2 separate regions of the Mus musculus genome follow, and region 1 is linked to region 2. Evidence: chromatin contacts called from ENCODE Hi-C data. All regions are on one chromosome and are shown on one strand. The core of a region is the stretch at or near the end of the contact, and the rest is flanking DNA. Distances in the headings are between cores, read along the strand shown. Region 1 holds the start of Dync1li1 (dynein cytoplasmic 1 light intermediate chain 1). Region 2 holds the start of U2surp (U2 snRNP-associated SURP domain containing).

Region 1 (7,477 bases), core at 25-2,524, about 19 Mb before region 2:
TCTCAGCCTTTTGGCTAAAATCAAAGAGTCTGAAGTCTCGAAACACCCACTTCCAAGTTGTAAAATATTACTGTCACCCTATTATACACTCCAATATCCTGCATGTAAAAAGAAAAGGTGGGGGTTGGAATTCCTCCCAGAGCTGGAAAGACCTGCAAAACTGTTAAGTGGGATTGTTTATTGTCCCTGGGTCCTTTATCCTCACTTTGCAGCCAGTAGATTTAAAAAAAAAAAAAAAAAAAAACCTAAGAGAAAGGGGAGACATGTCTCCCTTATTCCAGCCATTCCGCTGAGGGCACTAAATGAGAACGCTGTTCTACTGCCCTTTACAAATTTCAGAGTTATTAGGTGACAGTTAAAAAGGCAACTGCAACCCGAGCACCCAGCACTGGGAGAACGGGAGAACGCTGATTCAAATAACACTCCTCACGACCCAGTCTCTGGCTCCTGTCAATTACACAAAAGAGTCTGCTATTAAATATTGATGGCATGCATTTGCGCTGGGGCTCTCACCAAGAGCCCTCATGCTACCAATCTCTGTCAAAAACTGTCCCCGTCTTTCTAGGTAGAATCCCAGACCACTGGGAGTGCCTCGGGTGTTATGTTCATTCTGTCTCTCCCAGAGGAGATGACAGAGCCACCCCACATCCCAGGGAGGAGAAAAGACCGGAGGGTCCAGGCCGGAAGGACCAGGGACCCCTTGTCCCCCCAGCTGTCAGCAGCAAGCCGGGAGGCGGGGCGCAGCCGGGCCCGAGTGTCCGCACAAAGGCAGTGGGCGAACGGATGTGACCGTGCACCCGGGCCACATCGGATATCACTTACCCAGCAGCAGCACGTTCTTCCCGGTCGGGAGCTTGGAGCGCGAGCGCGTGGAGACCTCGCTGAGGATGCAGGACCTAACAGGGAGCAAGGCGCAGGCTAAGTAAGGCCGGGCCCGACCGAGGACGAGAACCGCCGGGCCCAGCTCCCGGGAGGCCCCGCCCGTCTCCCAGCTCCCGCGGGGCTCGGGGATCCCAGAGGCGTCCGCCCTGGCGAGGAGATAACCCGCGGGGGACCGGAGAGGGGTGCGGTCCTTACCAAAGGTTCTGCCCGTCCTCATCGTCGCCCGCCGCGGGGCCGCCGCTGCCCGACGCTAGCTCGTTGGCTAGGGGTCCGCTGGCGTAGGTCGAGGCTAGCCCGGGTGGAGATGAACCGAACGAGCCGACTCGCCCCACGGCCGCCATCTTGGTCGGGAATCACACCACTCCTGACAGGGCTGGAAGAACGAAGCGGCGACTGCGGCGGCGGCGGCAGCAGCGGCGGACGGAACCCGGATATGGACGCTCCGGGCTCGGGAGCCGACCGCGCCTGCGGGGGCGGGGACCAAGCCTGAGGGCGGGGTCTGGGGAGGGGTTGTCCAAGGAGCAGGGCGCTGCTGCACATGCGCGGCAGCAGACCGGGTCGCGCATGCGCGGCCTGATTCTCTGCTTGGACTGTGGTAATGCTGGTTTTCCCTGTGTCTCCAAGCTGAAACGCCGCCCAAAGTGCACCACCCGTCATCCCGGTTGCCCGCCGGGCGTGCCGGGCATGTCAGTAAGCGAAGCAGCTTCCCACCTTTCAGTGGGGCGGTAACCTGGGACCGGCGTGGATATCCAGCGCTGCCCACCCTTCAGTTGGGCCAAGTGGGGTTCAACAGCCTTAACTACCCCGGTCCTGGATTTCTGCTCTTTCCTCCTTAAATTCTAAAAGGACGATGAGTACCTCAAGGTGGACCCACATCTGGAGCCGGTTCTTCCAGACTCTTTGCGACTGCGAGACATAAATGTTGGCAACACTTGGAAAATTAATGGTCTTGATGGATTTGTGTTTTGGTTTGTTTTCTGATGGGAATCTCACGTAGCCCAGGCTAGAGTCTTTACCGATCTGCTTGCCTGTGGGTCCTAAGTGCTGAGGCAGGTGAACCGGTGCACATCACTATGCCCACCTCTGGTCTGATGTCTGATGTTTCAGATTCCTGTGAGATCTGAAAAGACTCCCTACAGGAGTCGGCTCTCCGTTACCATGGTTAATACACAAGCACGGAGAACCTAAGCCAGACCCCAGATAATTCTCTACTAGAACTTGATTAGCTAAATATAATGGAAAATCTAAGGCCTGTTTCCAGAAAGAGTCGATGGCTTTAAGGCTGTCGTGCGCCCCATAAGAACAATTGCTGAAGATAGTCTGACTTTTGAACATTTTTTCCCCTTACTTTGAAGAGAGCTCGTTCACGTGACCCGAGTGATGATGCTACTATGCAAGCGAGAAAATCCACAACCCCGCGCTGCATTTGCTACAGGCACTGCATTTACTAGGGTTTGTCCACTCGCTAATCTCGAGTTCAGACCCTAGTAATGTGGGATAAAGGGAAGATTAAATGGGATGATTCACATAAAAGATTTATAACTGTGCCCAGAAAATCATAAGTGTTCAGCGCGTGGTAATTACTGTTTTTATTTTTAAATCTTCTGTCAAAGATATATTTATTACTTTATGTATACAGGTATTTTGCCTGGATGTATGTCTGTGCACCACATGAATGTCTATGCCCTGGTGCCAGTAGAGGCCCGAAGGGAGCATCAATTCCCTGGAACGTGGATTGGGTTGAGAGCTAGCATGTGGGTGCTGGGAATTGAATCTAAGTCCTCTGGAAAGGAGCAAGTGCTCTTCTATTTGTTTGTTTGTTTGTTTGTTTATATGAGTACACTGTCACTGTCTTCAGACACACCAGAAGAGAACATCATATCCCATTACAGATGGTTGTGAGCCACCATGTAGTTGCAGGGAATTGAACTCAGGACCTCTGGAAGAGCAGTTGGTTCTCTTAACTGCTGAGCCATCTCTCCAGCCCAAGCAAGTGCTCTTAATTGCTGAGCTATATCTGCAGTCCTGTTAATCTGTGTGTGTCTGTGTGTTGATGCATGTGTCTTTGTGTTTATGCATGTGTATGTGTATATTTATGCATGTGTGTGTCTGTATATCTGTGTGTGTGTCTGTGTGTTTATGTGTGTGTGTGTGTGTGTGTTCATTCTCAAGAAAACAATGTTGGGTGTCAGTCCCCACCTTCCCCCTTGTTTGAGGTGGGGTCTCTTGGAGTTGGTCCATTTGTGGTTTGTCACTTCGTGGACCACACAAGTTGACCCTGGAGCATCCACCTCTCAGTTGATGTAGAAACACTGCTTGTCTGGCTTTACCTTGGATTCTAGGCCTCTTCCCTCAGGCCCTCAAACTGCAAGCCCTTTACCTACAGAGCCACCTCTCCGGCCCACTTTACTGATATGTGAGACTCAAGGAGCTAAGGGTGGCCCTGACTCTGTGAATGCTGATGCTCTTGAGTGACTGACCTCTCCAGGGGTCACTACAGGGGGAAACCACCTTACCTACTTACTTATGAATGTTTGTCTTAACCTTTCCAGCCATATCTGGCCAACCCTTGCTAAAGGTGGTCATAATGACTTCCTGCAGCTAAGATTAATGTCATTGTGATTAGGAAAGGACCCAGAGATTTCCCATGTACCCTAGCTTTTCCGTGATGGCCTCCCACATTACAGCCACGAAGGAAAGCTCCAAGAGCTGCGGCCCCTTTGAGCGACGGTTCAGTTTCTGCTCCGTTTATTGCTTCACTTATCTTCTTTCCTCTGAGCATTTTCTCAGTTTCGTTTATACACAGAGCTGTGGTTTCCATATCAGATTTGCTATGTCTGAAAAGTGTTTACTTTTATAATAGTGTCAGACCTTCAGATAAGCTAACTAAAGACTCAAACTGAGGTCAAAGTTGTATTCCTATGGTGCTGGGGAGTTGCCTCAGTTGGTAGAGTGTCTGGACACAATGCATGAAGTCCTGAGTTCCATCCCCAGCACCAAATACACCAGGTGTGGTGGGATAGGCCTATAAGCCCAGCATTTGGGAGATGGAGGCAGGAGGTTGGGAAGTTCAAGGTCACCTGCAGATACACAGTCAATTCAAGGGCAGCCTGGGCTACATGTGACCTCACTTCTAAACAGAAAATTAAAAAAAAAAAAAAAAGTGGGGGGAGTTGTAATTCCTGTGACTTTTTTTTACTATTGATATATAGCATTCTTCTATTAAGATACCTGATTAAAATTATTCCTTATAAATGTCTACCATGTGCCAGGCTGCATTTTTTAAACTTTTTTTTTAAAGATTTATTTATTTATATGTAACTACACTGTAGCTGTCTTCAGACATACCAGAAGAGGACATCAGATCTCATTACAGATAGTTGTGAGCCACCATGTGGTTTCTTGGATTTGAACTCAGGACCTTCGGAAGAGCAGTCATTGCTCTTAACCGCTAAGCCATTTCTCTAGCCCCCACCAGGCTGCTTTCTATGTAGTGTGACTTTTTGTCTTCATCTGGTTCTAGTGTTTGTTTTTGTTTGGGGGGGAGTCATTGTTAGTGGTGGTGGTTTGTTTGTTTTTTTTTTTTTTTTCAAGACAGGGTTTCTCTGTATAGCCCTGGCTGTCCTGGAACTCACTCTGTAGACCAGGCTGGTCTCGAACTCAGAAATCTGCCTGCCTCTGCCTCCCAAGTGCTGGGATTAAAGGCATGTGCCACCATGCCTGGCAGATTTTATTTTTTAAATGTTATGTGTATAAATGTTTGCAGTATGCATGTATCTACAACACATGAGTGCCTGGTGCCAGAAGGCATTGGATCACCTAGGACTGGGGTTTACATGGTTGTAAGCCAGCATGTGGGTGTTGAAAACATGCTTGAGTCGCAAGCAAGACCAGCCAGTACTCTTAACTGATGTGTCATCTCTGCAGACCCTTTTAATTATTTTTTTTAAAAAAAAGATTGCATGTGTGCATGCACAGGCATGCACATATGTATGTGCACATGCACTTATTAGAGTGTATCTATGCCAAGTGCACGCAGGTAACCTTGGAGGCCAGAAGACTGCATCAGCTCACCTGGAACTGGAGCCACAGGCCCTTGTGAGTAGCCATAGAGTGCTGGCAATCAGACTCAGATCCTCTGCAAGAACAGTTTGTGCTCTCAACCACTGAGTCATCTCTCAAGCTAACACTTAATAATTTTTTTTAAAGTTTTATTTATTTATTATATGTAAGTACACTGTAGCTGTCTTCAGACACACCAGAAGAGGAAGTCAGATCTTGTTACGGATGGTTGTGAGCCACCATGTGGTTGCTGGGATTTGAACTCAGGACCTTTGGAAGAGCAGTGGGGTGCTCTTACCTGCTGAGCCATCTCACCAGCCCCCATGATTTTTTTTTTTTTTTTTAGTTAGCAACATTTTAAAAATCAAACAGTTCAACACATTACGATCCAAAGATAAAGTAATTTGATGCTTACGTGATGAGGAGTGATGGCAGAAAAATATTAAAGTTTTTTGTTCTGTGATAAATGTGTTATGTTCCTAAAAGATCAGAAAATTTGTTTATGATGTAAAATAGTCTCAGATTTAAGCTGAGATGTTTCAGGTACCATTCATTACCTTTGCATGGTGTAACAGCATGTACCATGCAAAAGTGCACTGTCTTAGTCAGGGTTTCTATTCCTGCACAAACATCATGACCAAGAAGCAAGTTGGGGAGGAAAGGATTTATTCAGCTTACACTTCCACATTGCTGTTCATTCTTGCCTGCGCCGACTCGACCAGCAAGAACAACGCTGCAACAGGATCTGTCTGCACACGTTAATTGGGAGAGCTTGATTGCAGAGGCAAAGAGACCCTGAGCCAGAACTGGTGCTGCTTATATAGGCCTAGGAGAGGCGTGTCTCACACCCGGATTGGTTATGCACTAAGCCTTATTTGCATGTTCCTCATCTGATTGGCTACTCTCTCTGTACCTCACAGAGCCTCATTATCATACCTTATTTGCATGTCTCACATCTGATTGGTTATACTCTCAAAGCCTTATTATCATGCCTGGGCCAGGCAGTGTCTTTGCAAAAAACTTTATTGCATATGTACACATTGGTTGTTTGTCCAAGCTTATGCGTGGTGGCCAGCAGTAGTCAGCGCCACTCTGCAATGGCACATGTGGCTTCCCACAGTTCATCACCAAAGGAAGTCAGGACTGGAACTCAAGCAGGTCAGGAAGCAGGAGCTGATGCAGAGGCTATGGAGGGATGTTACTTACTGGCTTGCTTCCCCTGGCTTACTCAGCTTGCTTTCTTATAGGACCCAAGACTACCAGCCCAGGGATGCCACCACCCACAAAGTGCCCTCCCCCCTTAATCACTAATTGAGAAAATGCCTTACAGCTGGATCTCATGGAGGCATTTCCCTAACTGAAGCTCCTTTCTCTGTGATAACTCCAGCCTGTGTCAAATTGACACACAAAACCAGCTGGCAGTACATACACATGTGCACAGAACCACAACTGGAGTGAAGTCCTGCGATGCAGCACAGGCAAGTCGGGCCAGAAACACCTTGGATGCATTTCGCATTTGATAATTTATGAATCTGCAGTTGTCTGTTCAAAACCCTTTTACTGTTGCCGAAGTTTCCATAACCTCAATCCAGTTATGAAACACTGTGTAGACTTACAATCCACAATTGAAGAAGTTGAGATTTAAGAATCATGGGCTGGGATTGCAGCCCTAGGAAGGCTGAGACAGGCAAGTCAGAAGGCCAAGGCCAGCAGAAGCAAGGCTCTGTCTAAAAGAGAGAGACGAAAAGGGTATATGAGAGGATATGCGTGAGTATATGCATGTGGATATGCATGCAGATATGTGTGAGGATATGCGTGAGGATATTCGTGAGGATATGCATGGGTTCTATGCAAACACTGCACCATTGGTACAAGGGACTTTGGCATCATCAGCTGGTGGGTGGTGTTCACAGGGTCCTGGGATGTGGAGAGCTCTTGGGACCGCTTCTAGAAATTTGGCAAGAATTTGACATTGAACTAGGACATGGAAGAAGGCTCAAGGTGAATACAGCTACGGAATGTGTTCTTTGTTTCTTGATGGCTTTTTGTTTGTTTGGTTGGTTGGTTTGGGGTTTTTTTGGGGGGGTGGAGGGGTTCAAGACAGGGTTTCTCTGTGTAGCCCTGGCTGTCCTGGAACTCACTCTGTAGACCAGGCTGGCCTCAAACTCAGAAATCTGCTTGCCTCTGCCTCCCAAGTGCTGGGATTAAAGGCATTCGCCACCACTGCCTGACTTGATGCCTCTTGTTAAGACCCTGAATGCAGTAATCATGGGACCTTTGTTTATGCCTTGTTTGTTCCTTGACTACTTTGTTTATGCCTTGGGACTGACCATATTTTTTGTATGTACCTAGAATGATATAAAAGCAGACTGGAAAAAATAAACCTGCTGCAGCCTCTGAACTGGCTGGAGTCCTGTTATAGTGTTGTCTAATTGCCTTTTCTTTTCAATCCTCGCTCCCTCCCTTGAGACCCGTTTGACTGACTGAGCTGGCTTGGTCACTGGGACCAATCTTTATTCACACCATACAGACA
Region 2 (6,526 bases), core at 2,982-5,481:
TTCATATCTGGTTGATCTGTATAAGCAGAAACATTCTCAAACAAATGAAAGAAAGGCTTTTGGATTGTGGCAAAAGGCAATCTTGGCCAATGAATCAATTTCTAGACTTGAGCCAGTTTGCAGACCCAGAACCCCTTGAATGAAGGGGTGGCCAGGTTCCCCTGAGGAAGGCTCTTGATAAGACACCTAAAAGTTTTGCTGTTAGCCTTTTTCCAGTTCTTTCCCAGAGGGACCTATGACCTTGTAAAGGGTAACTGTACACTGGTGGAAAGGAAATAATCAGACTTTTTGGGGTCTATTGGATACTGGTTCTGAACTGACACTGACCTCAGGAGATCCCAAGAAACATTGTGGCCCTCCAGTTAAAGTAGGGGCTTATGGAGGACAGGTGATTAATGGAGTTTTGACTGATGTCCGACTCACAGTAGGTCCAGTAGGTCCCTAAACATAATCTTGTGGTCATTTTCCCAGTTCCAGAATGTATAATTGGGATATATTCAGAAATTAGCAGAATCTTCACATTGGTTCCCTGACCTGTAGAGTGAAGGCTTTTATGGTTGGAAAGGCTAAATGGAAGCCTTTAGAGTTGCCTCTACCAAAGAAAATAGTGAATCAAAGACAGTATCGTATTCCTGGAGGAATTGCAGAATTACTGCCACTATCAAAGACTTGAAAGATGCAGGGATGGTGGTTCCCACATCTCCCTTTAACTCTCCTATCTGGCCAGTGCAGAAGACAGATGGATCATGGAGAATGACAGTTGATTATTGAAAACTAAATCAGGTAGTAACTCCAACTGCAGCTGTTGTACCAGATGTAGTTTCATTACTTGAGCAAATTAACACATCTCCTGGCACCTGGTATGAGGCTATTGATCTAGCAAATGCCTTCTTCTCAGTACTTGTCCATAAGGACCACCAGAAGCAATTTGCTTTCAGTTGGCAAGACCATTAGTATACCTTTACAGTTTTGCCTCAAGGATATATTAACTCTCCTGCCCTGTGTCATAACTTAGAAGGGATCTTGATCGTTTGCCTCTTCCACAAGATATCAAATTGGTGAACTATATTGATGACAGCATGCTGATTGGACCAAGTGAGCAGGAAATAAGCAACCACTTTGGATTCATTGTTAACACATGCGTATCAGAGGATGGGAAATAAATCCAACCAAAATTCAAGGACCATCTACCTCAGTGAAATTCTTAGGAATCCAGTGGTGTGGGGCATGCAGAGATATTCCTTCTAAGGTGGAAGGTAAGTTATTGCACCTGGCCCCTCCCACCACCAAGAAAGAAGCACAATGTTTAGTGGGTCTATTTGGATTCTGGAGACAGCACACCCCTCACTTGGGTGTGTTATCAGGCCTATTTACCAAGTGACTCTGAAAGCTGCTAGCTTTGTGTGGGGCCTGGAACAGAAGGCTCTTCCAACAGGTCCAGGCTGCTGTGTAGGCTGCTCTACCACTTGGACCATATGATCCAGCAGACCCGATGGTATTTGAGGTGTCGGTGGCAGATAGAGATGCTGTTTGGAGCTTCTGGCAGGAATATGTCTGGAGTGCAGGAGATTCCTTAGGGCATCTCTTAGTACTACCATGTCCTGTGATTAAAGTCAATGGGAAACTACAACAGCATAATCCAAGCAGGATGACAAAGAATACAGACCCATCAGGAATGAAGGTATGAGTCACTCCTCCGGGAAAAGAGCCAAGACCTGCTGAGGTGCTTGCCTAGGGTGGAGGAAATACAGAATGGGTGGTAGAGGAAGTAGTTATAAATACCAGCTAAGGCCTGAAACAAGGATTATAAAGAATGCTTCTGTTTTATTTTGTTAAGAATACATTTGTCTTTCTTCCAATTTCTTTAACATCAACTGGTATTTGAGATACTAAAAGAATGTTCCCAAGGGACATTGCCCCATTGTAAATTTACAAATGCATTTGCGATTGTATGAGGAATAGTTTTATCATGTTAGTTGTATTGATGACCTTGTTATTGTGTCATGTGGACATGAGATATTATTTGTGTCAAGTTGACAAGAGGTGGATTGTGGTGGCTATTCCTGGTTGTCAATTTGACTATATCTGGAATGAACTACAATCCAGAACTAGAAGGCTCACCTGTGATCCTGATCTTGAGGCATAGTGGCTATGAAAAGCTTAGGCCCAGGCAAGGTAGTACATATGCCTTTAATCCCAGGAGACTAAGTAAGGCAAGTCCCAGATCCAGGTGGGCCACACCTTCTGCTGCAGACCTACATAAGGACATTGGAAGGAGGGCTCATCCTTCTTCGCCCGCTTGCCTTGTGGGACTGAGCAACTGCTAGATCCTTGGATTTCTATTCACAGCTGCTGCTGACCACTGTTGGGGAGTTGGACTACAGACTGTAAGTCATCAATAAATTCTCTTACTATATAGAAAATACTCATAAGTTCTGTGACCCTAGAGAACCCTAAATACAAATATTTTAAATAAAGCTGTGATATGAATGCTGTAAAGTAGGTTTCACAATCTGTTCCGAATTTATTATTGGAACCCTGCTGTTTTTAATATATAAAAGCCTCCACAGTATTGTGACTTACAGAGACAGACATAAGGCTGTACAGTGTAAAACTTGGGAATAAGGAGATTGCAAAGTAACCCTGTATATAACTGACACTGAAGAAAGGAGCAGTAGGGGAGGGAACTGAAAGAAAGAATGAACTCTGAGAGTAGGAGTAGGCTCAGGAGACGGAGTCACAGAAGCAAGTACATTTACCATACAGAAGTTGAAGTTTATTTTTTGGTTGATGGGGGTATAGTGAAGGGGGTGGGGGAGCGACCAGGGAAGCATTAGTCTAGGAGGCTACATTGCTGAACTCTCTAAAAAGGTCAATAAGCAGGGCGGTAGTGGCACACGCCTTTAATCCCAGCACTTGGGAGGCAGAGGCAGGCAGATTTCTGAGTTCGAGGCCAGCCTGGTCTATAGAGTGAGTTCCAGGACAGCCAGGACTACACAGAGAAACCCTGTCTTGAAAAAACCAAAATAAATAAATAAATAAATATCAATAAAATCTGGTGGTAGGCGATGAGGTATAAATAAGCCAGGTACCAGAGATAGAAACCGTAGTAACAGGAAGCCAACGATCAGAAAGTAACGGTTGCTATGCATGAAAGTACAGTATAATACGGTTCTGTGCCCTCCAGCCCAAATGAATTTATTTCCATTCTCAGGTCCTGTCACACATCTCCAATTCTGAGCCTCTTCTCTAGGTCTGACCCTTATCTGTAACTGAAATCTAGGTGATGGCACACACGTTTTCTCCCAGCACTTGGGAGACAGATCTCCGAGTTTGAGGTCAGCCTGGTCTACAGCACAGGGACAGCCAGGGGTGGAATGCCGACAAACTGGAAAAACCCAAATCAAACCAAACTTACTCATTCCCCGCTTCCCTTCAATTAACAAAAAGCTTAGACATGGTGGCCCAAGACTAATTCCCAGGACCTGAGGCGGGAAAATCAGCAGTTCAAGGCTATCTTCTGCTACACAACTTTTGCGACTATGCTTCAAAGAAATAGGTGCGGGTAGCCAGAAGTCTCAGAGGGAAAAAGGCACTTGCTGAGCAAACCTGCCAACCTCATTTCGATCCCCAAATCCCACCAACTCCTTCAAACTGTCCTTTAACCTCCCCACAGTTGCTAGGGCGTGCCTGTACTGCACAGTAACAATAAACATGCTCGTTTTAGAACAGCGTCTATATTACGATCCATCCCTCCCCAACTCCATGCCCAGTCTATGCAGGTACCATGCTCCGACGTCCTAAACAGTTTTTATCCTATTTCCCTGTTTTTTCTCAACTCTGAAGTCACTGCTCACCATTTTTTAACGTGAGCAGATTGCAAATTTGCCTTGCCACCAAGGCCTGTGCCCCCTGGGGGATCGTGCGGCAAAGTGTCTCGACGAACTGCCTCATCAGCTGAGGTGAGACGCTCGGCTCACGTGGCTACTGCAGTTGCTTTAAAAGAGCAGCTTCCTTCCCCCCTCAGGAAGTAGAACCCGCTCGCATCTAACGCCGGTTGGCTCTGGGAGGAAAATGACTGAATTATCAGTTGGCCTTGAAAGTCGGGTCAAGGAGAGTCCCTAAATTCCGCAGGCGCGTGACGTGACTGGGCGCCGCAATTCACCGGAAGGCGAGCGGGGTGGGCGGGGCGCGTAAAAGCGCCTCGACGCGGAAGTCACGCGGCCCCGGCGCCGCGGAGGTCTCCGTCTCGGCGTTCGGCTATTCGGCCTGGCAGCCTTTCTGGCGCGCTCGGCTGCTATCTGTTCTCTCGGTGCTCGACTCACCCGCGCTGCTGCCTCCGCTGAAGGAGGAGCAAAGCTCAAGATGGCCGACAAAACGCCAGGCGGATCTCAGAAGGCCAGTTCAAAGGTAGTTTCTTAGAGATCTCCGTCAGTCAGGGGGGTCTCTCACCGTGGTCGAGGGCCTACAGAAGCCTCTGGCCTTCGAGGGTTTCCTGGGGCGAGGGGCTGAGGCCTGTTGGCCACAGTGGGCCTGGCACCGCTGCACCAAGGTGCGCAGGTTGAGAGGCCCGAGCGCGCGTCCGTCCCGACTGGGATTCAGCCCCACACCAGCGTGCCTGGTGGCGAGCGGGGCTGGTCACCTCGTTCGGCTTTGTGGGTCAGAGCAGTGGTTCCGAGGTGGTCCGGCGTCCTTGTATCACCCCTTGCTGCTCTCGGAGGCTGCGGGCTAGAGGCTGGGAGAGGCGGGAAGGTTCCCGGTCTTAGATGCCTGTTTCTTCCCCCCTCGTCCTCCCTTCTTTACTTTGGCTCTTACTCGTTCCTGGCCTTACACGGTTTCTCTCCTTGCCGTCCAGGAAATTAGGCTGGACGGGTTGCAAGGGTGTGCGAGAGACCCGCCAGTGGAGGGCCTGGGGTTGGGACGTGCGGAGGGAGCCGCTCTCTGAGCCTCAGGGTTAGAGCCACACTTCCCATGTGATTTTCCTCCCACTTCCCGGGAAGTGAAAAGTGAACAACATCCCTCTTGAGGGCCGCAGACTCAGGGTCTCAAGCAGTATGTGGGGTTTCCATTGGAAAGGGAAACTACGGTAGACGTGGAAATTGCCCAAATGCCCTTACATGTGAGTTTATAGGGAGCCCTGTGCATTGCTTGGGAAACCGTTGAACTGTAATTAAGCGTTAGTAAGGTTGGGTTAACAATTGGTGTTAGTTGCCATTTTGGCCAGCGTGTTTAATCCCATTTATTTACTTATCTATTTTGGATTATTTTGCTTGGAGATTCTCGTCCCCATCTCGGTATTAAAGATGCCTAAGTACTGCCATAAACCAGTGGCGAGGCTTGAGATGCAGAGATAAGGAGTTGGATAACATTTAAAGAGTCTCGGAACGTAAAGTGTATGATTATCTGTTTGCATTTGCTGTTTGGTTTGAGAAACAAACCAAACTTGCTCTCTTTCTAATAAGGCTGACGTTTATTTATTTGTTAATTTTTAAATTTTTGCCATTTTGCTGAATGATTGCCCCAGATTTACTTAGCAAGTAGTAAAGGTCTTACTAGACATTCTTCAGAACTATGGGAGGGCCCAGTTCTGGTTGTCCTTACACCAGACCTTTACTGTAAGTCAGCTTCCTTTTTCTCCAGTAGTTTTTCCCCTCCTTCCCTTTCTGGGGGAGCAGGTGAATGAAGGGGTACCTCATGATGCCACTCCTCCTTTCAGACCCGTGACCAGGACAGGTACCCACATCCATAGTTACAATTTGTTTTGATATTCTTCTCAAAGCATTTAGTATTTCCTGCATGAGGCCTGGGTAGATTGAAAGCTTTTCAAAGTATGTGTTCAGACTTTTTTCTAAGAGAATACTTCTCAGGACTCTGTGTAGTTTTTAAGTATTAAGTAGCTTGTTGGATTTTTTTTTTTTCATTCACACTTGTCAGTTTATAGTCCTTTAGATGTCACCAAAGGGTTCCTTACTCGTGTCTGAAAAGGGAATATTTATACTCAAGAGTTTTGCCAGGATTTTTCCATGTAATGGAAAGTGTTGTAATGGAATGGCGAGGTTATAGGTTTTGAAAACAAATACGATACCTAATCTCTTCAGCCTCAGGTTTTCTTATCTTATTACAGGAAAAAAATTCTTTTATAGGGCTGATAGAAAGATGGAGTTACTGTAAATGTTAGTAAATCTTACTTCAGTTTCTAAGTCTATATAGATCATCCACCCATCCTGCGTACTAGGTTTTTGAGCTGGGTCTCCCGTAGCCCAGGCTGGCTTGAACTTTAACCTTCAGCATCCTGCTGCTCCTTCCTTGTATTTCCCAGAGTTGGGATTACAGGCATGTGCCAACCGCTTCCAGCTCCCTTTTTTTTAAGGAACTAGAAAGCACTGATTTGGATTATTAAGTGTTGGCCATCATAATGACCACTCAAATTGTTGTTGTTTTTTTTTAATTTCAAATGTAAGTCTAGACATTATTAGATTATAAGATCATTTTGGCCTTAGTACAATATTTGGAATTTCCAGGCTTG

The links. A loop is a pair of places that touch in the nucleus more often than their neighbours do.
Region 1: a loop to region 2 is called in a map of T-helper 17 cell, with 7 times the contacts of the local background. The contact joins the promoter of Dync1li1 here to the promoter of U2surp in region 2. A Hi-C loop is called at or near these places in 1 of 37 maps with a recorded cell type or tissue (T-helper 17 cell).

Annotation. Positions count from the first base shown.
Region 1 is chr9:114,682,628-114,690,104 of GRCm38, reverse strand. Dync1li1 (dynein cytoplasmic 1 light intermediate chain 1) reads right to left here and starts at 1,274. Exons shown (of 13, transcript NM_146229.2): 1 at 1,078-1,274; 2 at 823-896. The coding sequence starts at 1,223.
Region 2 is chr9:95,509,701-95,516,226 of GRCm38, reverse strand. It overlaps U2surp (U2 snRNP-associated SURP domain containing), which reads left to right and starts at 4,231. Exons shown (of 28, transcript NM_001357974.1): 1 at 4,231-4,410. The coding sequence starts at 4,366.